Regions from separate parts of the Homo sapiens genome. Here region 1 is linked to region 2. The links are chromatin loops, found by intact Hi-C in ENCODE. Cell type or tissue: HepG2. All regions are shown on one strand.

Region 1 (5,000 bases), 400 kb before region 2:
TTTAATAACAACAACTTATGAAGGTTTAATAATAGAACATCTTTTTTGTTGTTGTTTTAAAAAAAACAAGAAGTTACAAAAAAGTGGCAACTTCATTAAATTTTCTAACATATTTTATTGTGTAGTAGTTTTATTTGAGATACGTACTAGGGTGACATCTTAACAGTCTCAGTGTTTAAGGCCTCTAAACATCTTGACCAGGTCTTGATTGCTGCAAGAAGTTGGGTAGCACTGCAGACTGGCTCTGTTGTATGGGAATCCTGGAGTCTGCTGATTGACACACTTTTAACACAAGTGGACCTGGAGGCTGAGTATGAGAGAGAGAAAGGCAGCTGGCTAAGGTCCCCAGTGTTAATACAGACCCCGCCCTAACAGGGGATAGACAGCCACAGCATTCCCCTACCCAGCTGAGGTCTGTAGTACTCTTGGGGTTTGGACTTGTCAAGGAGCTCAAAGAAAAATCCTCTGGCTCTTGTGGTGGGGAGGTTGGAAAAGGGGAATCCTGCAGGGACTGGCATTTGCACTGTAGCCAAGGTGGCAGCTAATTTCTTTTTCTTTTCTTTCTTTTTTTAAAATAGCAAATCCACCTTAGTCAAGGCACTCACTAACCATTGCTCCCTGGAGGCTGGAAGACAGAGCTAATTTTTAGGACATTTAAAATCATAACATTTTTAGATGCAGTCAAAGAGTGAAATCGACCTTGAGGTTGAGGGGAGAAGTTTAACATTATTGGGGATGAGCATGGAAGTGAATCATGCTAGCCACCATGGTTCAGTGATGGCCTAGAAGAGAATCAATGAGAGCTGCACAATTTGGAATGTTTTCAGCCTGACATACTTACTGGTGTATGTGATAGAGATTAGTGTACATTGACAGAGAGACAGAGACAAAAAAAGGGGTGGGGAGGAGATGGGGAGGGCAAAGGGGAGAGGGAGAAACAGGGTGGGGAGAGAGGGAGAAAGACTCATTTTATCTTTTAAGTAAAGCGTAATTATGGATCAATATTCCATACTGAACCTGCTGGTACTGGTTTCTGGTTTGCAGCAATAGCTGCCATGTACTGAGATTGCTTCCTTGGAGGAATGCAGGAAGCTGCCTCACACCATGCCAGGTTGACTGGGCTTGTTCCTGGGCACCCTCTTGCTAGGCCACATGTGCTAAGTCATTACTCACAAAAGGGCTGGACTGAGAGAACATAGGCAGACTTTTTTTTTTGGTATACATTATATCACAGAACCTTGGACAACTGGACCCTGTCCTTAATTAGATCTTCAACACATCCACCCATATGCTAGTGCTTTGAGGACAAGCTTCTACCTATAAGCAATGGATTCATTAAGCTAAGAAAAGATAGAAAGTGAGGTCTGGGAGAGCCTGTTTTTTGGAAAGTCTCTGCTTTCATGTCAGCTATGTGGGAATCCAGCTCTGAGACACAGCACTGAAAGCCAGAGAAGCAGAGGAAAGCTTGCGCTTACTGGCCCTAACCTCTCCCCTAGCCTAGAATCCTCCCTGCCACATCTCTGAGGGTTGGTAGCCAGCTTCTCTTTAATCTATTTGAGGGACAGGGAGCTTACAGCAAAACTAAGCCTTTTTTTTCTTAAATAAGAGAGCCTCTCTTGGTGCAACTTGGCCTACTTCCTCATTTTACAAACCTGTCAGTTTCATAATTGAAAAATGACATCTCATCATTGTTTTGTTTTCTGTATCTTTGATACAGAAAAGTTGAATGTATTTTTTCATATGCTTATATTGGTCATTTATATTCATCCTTCTGTGATTTAACACTACATTTCCTTTGCTCATGTTTTTCCTATTGGTGTGATGTTTTCAAGATTAATTTAAAAGAGTTTAACATGACTTAAATTATAACCTTTGTTTGTTACATTTATTTTCATATTTCTTTCCTGGTTTATAATTTTCCTTTTGTTATTGTTTTGTTATGTGTGAGAGAAAAAGAGAGCTGGTTAAGGTCCTTGGTGTCTATACAGACCCTGCCTCCAACAAGGGATAGATAAACAATAAAATATGTTACAAAACTTAGAGTAGATATTTTAAATTTTATGTAGTTAAACCTTTCTACATGAGATCTTTTGTTATATTTATTCACAGAAACTCCTTCTCATCCTGAAATAACTTAAATATCATTTTTTAACATTTAGATGTTTATGTCCTTTTAAAAATATTTAGTGTATATTTCACACATCTTAATTTTTATTTATTGTGAAGTCTAGATTAGATATAACTTTTTATCGCCTTCAAAAACAGCCATTTTCCTCAACACCATTTGTTCAGTAAACCATCTCCTCCCCTTAGTTTGTGATACATATGTTAGAGTAGGTAGCGAAGCAGACATGAGCAGGGCAGGAGAGGGCCTCCCCACTATCCAAAGAATGTCAGGCAACCGTCAGGTGATGGTCAGGTAGTTGTTAAACTAGCTCTCTAAAATAATAATTGGCCACAGCTGGCGCCAGGGAACGGCGGTCTCCCAATAGATAGAAAACACCTGAAACTGGTGATAAGCAGCTTCCCAGTAAGATTTCAGGAGCTGGGCAAGTGGGCTCAAGCATGCGCACTAAGAGGCAAAATGGCGGAGTTTAACTGGTGTATGACCTTCTTCTGGAAACGCTAAGCTGGTAAGGGAAAAAAACACCTCAAATGGGCATGCACTCAACTTTAGTAAACATACTGCACATGCGGCTCATCCCAAGTGCTGTCAGGCCACTGTGCATGTGGCCAGCCCACCCCCAGGGAAGAATCAGGGGAGAAGAAACGCAAACCCTGGAATCATGCCAATGATTCCCCAAATCGAGGGCTAGATGGAGCTCTTGGATCTCTCAGGTCAACCACTTGGCTCTCTTCCAAATGTACCTGACTTTCTTTCATTCCTGCTCTAAAACTTTTAATACACTTTCAGTCCTACTCTAAAACTTGCCTCAGTCTCTCACTCTGCCTTATGCCCCTCAGACAAATTCTCTGGAGGCAAGAATTGACTTGGTGCGCACCTGTATGAATCCACCCCTCTTAACATATATGATAGGCAAAATTCCCAAAGTCACTAAGGCCCGGTTTTCTGAAACAGCTTTAATCGTTATGCATTTCTTTCTGGTGTTGAATGGAAATCTGTCACCTTTTACCTTTTACTTCTTGAAGCTTCTGCTCCTGTGGCTCCAAAATATGAGGACCCTCATGACATTATTCTGTGAATGTGTGTAGGGGGCTCTGTGGACAGATGTGTCGCCAACAAGGCACCTTACTACAGATTGCACTTTGCTCTGTTTTCTTTAGTGAGAGGACGTTATCTTCTATGTCACATGTCACAGTTTCTAGCTTCATTAGAAACCACTTTGATGCCCCTGGGGGTAGCTTTCCCCAAAGGCTATGTGTAGGGAAAGTAGCCTCAGTTGTTAAGGGAGAAGCATGTTTTCAAGATGTATTACATTTTAAAGGTCTGAAAATAAGGCAGCCTTACCTATGGGCAGCCAGAGAGGTGGCGGAGATGGAGAAGTGGAGACAGTGGTTCGCAGTCTGCATGAGGGCCTGGAACCAGACCTGCCTGGGCACTAATGGGGCCAGCTTGTGGCCTGTTTCCACCCTGGGGAAGAGACTGGAGGTGTGCGTGTGGACTAAAAGAGAGTTACTACCTTGGTGCCCAAGCTTGCAAGCCTCTATACTTGCATAGGGATCATCCCTGTGGATGAGCACCCATGGGATAGTGTGGGTCTAAGCTCTAACAGCCATAGTCTGTTGCAGTGAGAAACAGTGGTTGCCATGGGATACCCAGACTCCAGTTCCCTCTCTGCAGCATCAGGGAAGGCTGACTGTTTTGTGACTGGGATTCCCGTTTGCATCAGGGAAGGCTGACTCCTTTGTAACTGAGTAACCCCCCTGGGAATCCAGTGTGGGCATCTGCGAAGCCTCAAGGGGAATATACTGAATTAAATGTTAATAATGTTTGTGTCTACTTAAGTAATTAATCAGAAAAAGTAAAGATTTGACATGCATTTGTGGAGCAGTTCAAACCAGTTAAACCTATCAAAACGGGTCAAATCAGATCAAACAGTTTAAACCACACAGCTATGGTTATTCCTCTCAAATCTTGTGGTCTCCAGACTCAATATTCTGATTTGTGTTATAATAAAGTCATTCTTAAAATGGCTTAACTTTCAGCACTGTTATCACCTTATCTAATTCATCTCCAGTTTGCCAATATTGCCATTAAACCACAGCATCTAGAATTTACCAGACAATCCAGTGAAGCCAGCAGATTGGTAACCACTCTTTGTCTGTATGCAGTATGGGTTAGATGTTTTCTATTTGTCTCTTCAGATCCACTTTCCACACTTCTCTACCCTAGCCTGGGCCTGGGTGGCTGGCTTGTGTGGACTGAATGGGCTGCATCAAGGGACTTCCTTGCTCTCTGGCTTCTGGTTGGGTTTGGCCGAGGGGCATCAGTAGAGACAGGAGGAGAGTGAGGTCCCGGTGCTTACTGCCCTGGCTTTCTTTTGCTTTGTCCCTCTACCCAAGGCCACAGCTCTTTTAGGCAGGTGTCTCTGATAACTCTTCTCTCCTGGTTTCCTTCCTTGGTCCTTGAGACATAGGGATGATAACAGCTTCCACTCTTATACCATATTTTGTGTTTTTCTTAGTTTTTCCTGCACTTTTATAAATAGTTCTCATTAAATGCTCCCTAATTACTCCATTTGACATTGTCATTTGTTTCCTAGGCATATGCATTTTGTGAAACATCAGGGTGTTTCTTATGCACATTATATTTGAGAACCATTGAGTGAACAGTGCTGAGGTGGCTAAATGGAATTCCCACCAGCTTTTTAAATTATATTATAGAAACAACGGTACATATGTTATGAGACTCCTCCTCTTGCTTCCCAGTGAGGAGGCAGAGCCATGTACATTATTGTTTGGCTGGATCTCTACACAGCCATCAGTGAATTGCTCTGAAATTGACCTTCTTATGGTAGAAGGTAGGTCCTGCCTGAAAA
Region 2 (5,000 bases):
GACCTGCATTCTTCCCTGCTCCCCAAATGTAGGGTCGGCCCCCACCTGGGGAGGACTGCAATGGTTCAGCAAAGCCTGCTTGAGATGTAAGTCTGTCTAATCATAAGTTTGGTATTTTGATATCCACAGTTGCCACATAGCTAAGGTTCATTCTCTACCATCAGCTTTGCTGGTGAGGATGCTGATTTTCCGTTGTCAATCCAGAGGCTTTCTAGATCTGCCTCAATGATTCAGAATCCAGGTGGAGAAGAGACATGCTATACACTGGACTCAAATTCCAACAACAGAAGTTGTCTTGTACAGAGCAAGAATGGCAAATGGGCTGAGTAAAACTAAGGGAGCCCTAAAAGAGTTAGACTAGTTCTAGGTGCAAATGTCAGTACATAGTCCAACCAATGAGAGTTCAATGACTCAAGATTAAAAAAAAAAAAACAGGCAAAGCAGTGGCTCACAACTATAATCCCAGTGTTGGGAGGCCGAGGCAGGAGGATTGCTTGAGCCCAAGAGTTAGAGACCTCCCTGAGCAATATAGCAAGACTCCGTCTCAACAACAACAAAATTAGCCAGATATGGTGGCACACACCTGTAGTCCCAGCCATTCAGAAGGCTGAGGCAGAAGGATAGCGTGAGCTCAGAAGTTCAAGGCTATAGTGAGCTATGATCACACCACTGCACTCCAGCCTGGGGACAGAGTGAGATCATGTCTCCAAATAAAAAATAAAGATAAATTAAAAAGCACTTTCTACTGTCCCATTACTTGAGTCACAATATTTCAATGCATGCAAAAGTATATATAGGTATTTATCCAAATAGGTAGCTATCTCAGGTGGGTAGGCATATAGGAATTGTGAATTTAGTTTCATTTTTTTCATTTCTTAGGATTTAGAGTCTATTTATGTGATATTTGAGGATCCTGCTTCCATGGACTGACATTCTTGCAAGCCCAAGCACAGAGCTGACTCTGCCAGCATCTTTTCCAGTTCTACCCCACCTATGAGAACCCTAAGAGTTAGGGACCACACAGGACAGATCAACCCTCTTTGTGATCCTGGCTGTGCCACTTATCACATTCAGCCTGTTTCCTCCTCTGGAAAAGAAAAATAGCAGGACGTCCCTTGCAAGGTATTTTTGAGGACTAATTGATAAGTGCAAACAATTTCTGAATGTTTATAGTCTTAGTTTGAAGGAATAAAACTTAAGTGGAGTTAAAGATAAAGGGCAAAAAGACCAATGAGAGAAAAGGGGCTAGAGACCATGTGGGGATTTAGTGGATTTAGTGCTGCTTGGAGGAAAGCCCCTGGGCAAAACAAGATTAACTTCTACAATCTTCTCCAGATTCTGAGAATGCACCAGATCACGGAGCCTAAGACCAATGTCTTGGTATTTGGCCTACACCTTACCACACAATCGTGCATTAAAAGCATAGCTCAGGGTCAACAGGACCCCCTGGTTTCCTGTGTGTCAGTCTGGCCTTCCCAGTCAGAACACAAGCTCCTTGTCTCACACGGGGCGTCTCTGTGTGCCCCGCAGCCCTGGGTGCAGAGCAGACCCTCAATAAATATTTGCAGATTGTCTGCTGGGAACGAGGCCTGACTTACTCCAGCTGCATCACAGACCTTCTGCCACCTCTGGGGCCCGTGGCTGCCTTTCAGACCTCAATGATACAGACGAAATGTGATTGCTACCAACTGTGGATAAAATAACCGTTTCCTTATACTCCAAGGGGAGAAAAAGCCAAGGTAGAGGCCTGGAAGGCTGTGGTGGCCACTGCAACAGGGCCCATGTGAATATCACAGACCTTCCATTTCTGTGACATAGGGAAAGGTCAGGTGAATGCTGACTTTTCTGGCTGGCTGGGGCATTACCAGGGCAGTGCAGCAGGGCCCATAGGAGAAAAAAATGGATGGGAGGACAGGAAGTCACCAAAGAGCCCTGCATTCTGCAATGATGTGGCGCTCTGACCACGCCCAGCCGCCCAGCAGCTCCAGCGAGGAAACAACTTCCTTTTGTGGTCTGACCCTGGCTGGCCGCCAGGGCTTCAACAAGAGCCTTGTGATGTGCACTTTTGAAATGTGTTGGTGGTGCGGAATGGCATGTCTAACTCGTGTTTAGTGCCCTTCAGCGTTTACGTCTCTTTCCCACGCCCACTGACGCAGACTGGCTGCATGTGGGGAGCTGGGGTAGTCGGCCAACCCAATGCCTGACCTTGTGGCCGGGGCACTTGAGACACGCTTCCTTTTCCCCTAAACCTGGCCTCAGTCAGGCCAAGGGTACGGCTCCCTGAAAGGACAAAGAAAAGAGAAAAGGAAGCCTGACTGATACTAGCTGCCAGACAGGCATTATGTTGTTTTTAATCTTCATGACAATTCTGTGGGGTTTTATGGCCTCCCTTTTACAGATGGGGAAACTGAGGTTCAGAGAAGTTAAATCTTTTTCTCAGGGTAAACACAATTAGAGCATGGGGAGCAGGGACTCCACCCTAGCCTGTCTCCTCCAATGATCAGACTCTTTCCAGACACCACAACTCCTCTCTTAAGACCCCAGGGTCACTCTCCTTGGGGTCAGAGGCAGCCACACTCCATGTTTCTATTGCCTGCATCCACGTCACAGATCAGAGTTTGAGAAGGGTCAGAGTCAGCCAGGTCAGTTCTCTCCATGCCCATACTTTGCTTTAAAGGCTTTTCACTCGATTTGGGTTGTTAATTCTCAAAGTATGTCCGTCAACGTGCAAAAGTTACTGTGCATATTCTTTTCCCACTGTTTTCTTGTTTTTCTGTTGTTTGTTACCTAAGGTAGCTCCTGCCAGTCTCTGTGTGTACTAGGCAATTCGTGCATTGCTATAAAGAAATACCTGAGACTGGGTAATTTATAAAGAAAAGAGGTTTAATTGATTCACAGTTCTGCAGGCTGTCCAGGAAGCATGGCAGCATCTGCTTCTGAGGAGGCTGAGGAGGCTTTTACTCATGGCAGAAGGCAAAGCAAGAGCAGGCACGTCACATGGTGAGAGCAGGAGCAAGAGAGAGAGAGTGCTAGGGGAGAGGTCCCACATACTTTTAAACAACCACATCTCACAAGAGCTCACCACTATCGTAAAGACTACACCAAGCCATGAGAGATCCGCCCCCGTGACCCAAACACCTCCCACTAGCCCCACCTCCAGCACTGGGGATTATAATTCAACATGAGATTTGGGTGGAGACAAATATCCAAACTACATCACTGTGGAAACACCAGCAAGTTGTCTGAGTGGTCTCTAGGAAACCCAAACCCCAACCAGTGGATGATAAATAGCCCCTCGTTTGTGAAGTGCTAACACCTTGGTGACACAGCCCTTCACGTCCCCTCCACTCACGTGATCTGGGAGGAGCTGCTCCAACCACACAGCCCCTGCCTTGGGCTAGTGCCCTCAGGAGATTAGAGTTCGAAGGCACATTGTTTATTTGGGAGGTAATCCCAGGAAATTCCAATAGGATAGTAAGGAAAGTGAGACGGGGAAGGAAAGGACAGTACAGGGGGTGTTCCTGATCAAGATGCCTCTGTGCGCAACTGGGCTCAGTCCCATGATGGCTCTCTGGGAGACTGGATAGGACATGCCTCAGAGTTGTGCCATCCAAGGGACAAGGAAGCTGGTGCATTTGCACACCAGTCATTGGTTTAGGGCTGCTCCCAGGTCAAAGTCCCTAGGCAGAGAGAGACATGTGGCTGCACACTTGTGGTGGCTCATACCTATAATCCCAACAATTTTGGAGGCCAAAGCAGAAGGATCACTTGAGTTCAGGAGATCAAGACCAGCCTGGGCAACATAATGAGACCTCATCAATACAAAAAAACTAAAAATGAAAAAATTAGCAAGACATGGTGGCCTGCACCTGTAGTCCTAGCTACTTGGAAGGCTAAGGTGGGAGGATGGATTGAGCCCAGGAGTACGAGGTTATAGTGAGTTATGATCACACCACTGCTCTCCAGCCTGAGTGAGACCCTGTCTCTTAAAAAGGAAAAAATTGCATGCTTGAGGTCAGCAGGTATATGGAAATAAAAGGTGCCATGGGAGATGGGCAGCTGCCAAGAGCACAGCAGGAGCCTCCATGGTGGTGCCATACAGGCTACCAGGAATGCAGGACAAAGCTCTTGCCCTCTTCCCTTCCTCCTCCTTGTTGGTTTAAATTTGGAAGATGCTACAGCAAGGGCTGTAGGCTGCCTTGTCTGCCTGCCTGCACACTTTCTCAGGGATCTCAGACCAGGGAAGAAACCATTAGGGGACCCTGTCCAGATTGGTGGAGTCTGAGGAGATAAAGATGGGGCACGTGGACTGGTAATCACTCAAAGGCAAACCTTCCAGAGAGCAGAAGAGGACTGACCCAGAGATCCCTTGATGAACCTAGCACATCTGCTAAGTGACCACTTGACAAGCTGAAAGACTGCAGTGAAAGCCTGCAACAATTGTAAGATTTCCAAACTTTTCCCAGGAGTTGTCCGCTAGAAGCAAAGATGACTGCAAAACAGAATCAAGCATGGCTCCTCTTATAAACACAGGGTGGGGTTGGGGCACAGGAAGAAGGAATTATTTGCAGCCTGTGGGAGGGGTGAAGGGTGCTGTGCCCCATTCCTTTACTATCCAGCAAGGAAATGACTGCCTCCTTTTCCTCCCATCGACAATCCTCCTCCTTCCTTCTGTTTCTGTTTGTCTGGATTCCCTCCGCTTATCCCTGCGGGCTTCTTATCCCCATCTGGTCTCTCTCTCCTCCTTCTCCCCACTCCCCAGCCTCCTCTTTTTGTGTCTCCCGGGGCCACTGGGTCCCGAAGGTGCCACATCATTATCTCCTGTCTTACTGCTCTCCCTTCATTCTCTCTCACTCTCCCCCGCCTTTCCCTGGGCTCCCAAAGGCTCCTTCCTCATCCCTTTTTAGAGACTTGTGTGTGCCTCTGTGAAGGGTTTGGAGTTCCCGCAATAGGAGATGCATACATAATTAGTGGGAGGGAACGAGGCATATGTGTCCCAG

The links. Peaks named below come from ENCODE experiments on the same cell type or tissue, not always from the same donor. Only the 100,000 strongest peaks of a DNase experiment are listed, where the experiment ranks them.
Region 1: it touches region 2 in a loop (16-fold over the local background); 1 of 110 quality-filtered maps calls a loop at or near these places.

The regions. Positions count from the first base shown.
Region 1 is chr3:40,717,283-40,722,282 of GRCh38, forward strand. It overlaps LOC124909370 (a long non-coding RNA gene), which reads right to left and starts at 3,719. Exons shown (of 2, transcript XR_007095888.1): 1 at 3,470-3,719; 2 at 96-307. It also overlaps a transcript of LOC105377043 not described here. In HepG2, a CTCF peak has its summit at 2,821; DNase peaks (open chromatin) are centred at 2,829 and 3,309; H3K4me3 peaks cover 519 bases.
Region 2 is chr3:41,115,551-41,120,550 of GRCh38, forward strand. No RefSeq gene overlaps it. Among named protein-coding and RNA genes, the nearest start is that of CTNNB1, 81 kb to the right of the region's middle. RefSeq lists an enhancer at 2,003-2,132. In HepG2, no CTCF peak of the experiment used is centred here; DNase peaks (open chromatin) are centred at 1,541 and 2,041; H3K4me3 peaks cover 805 bases.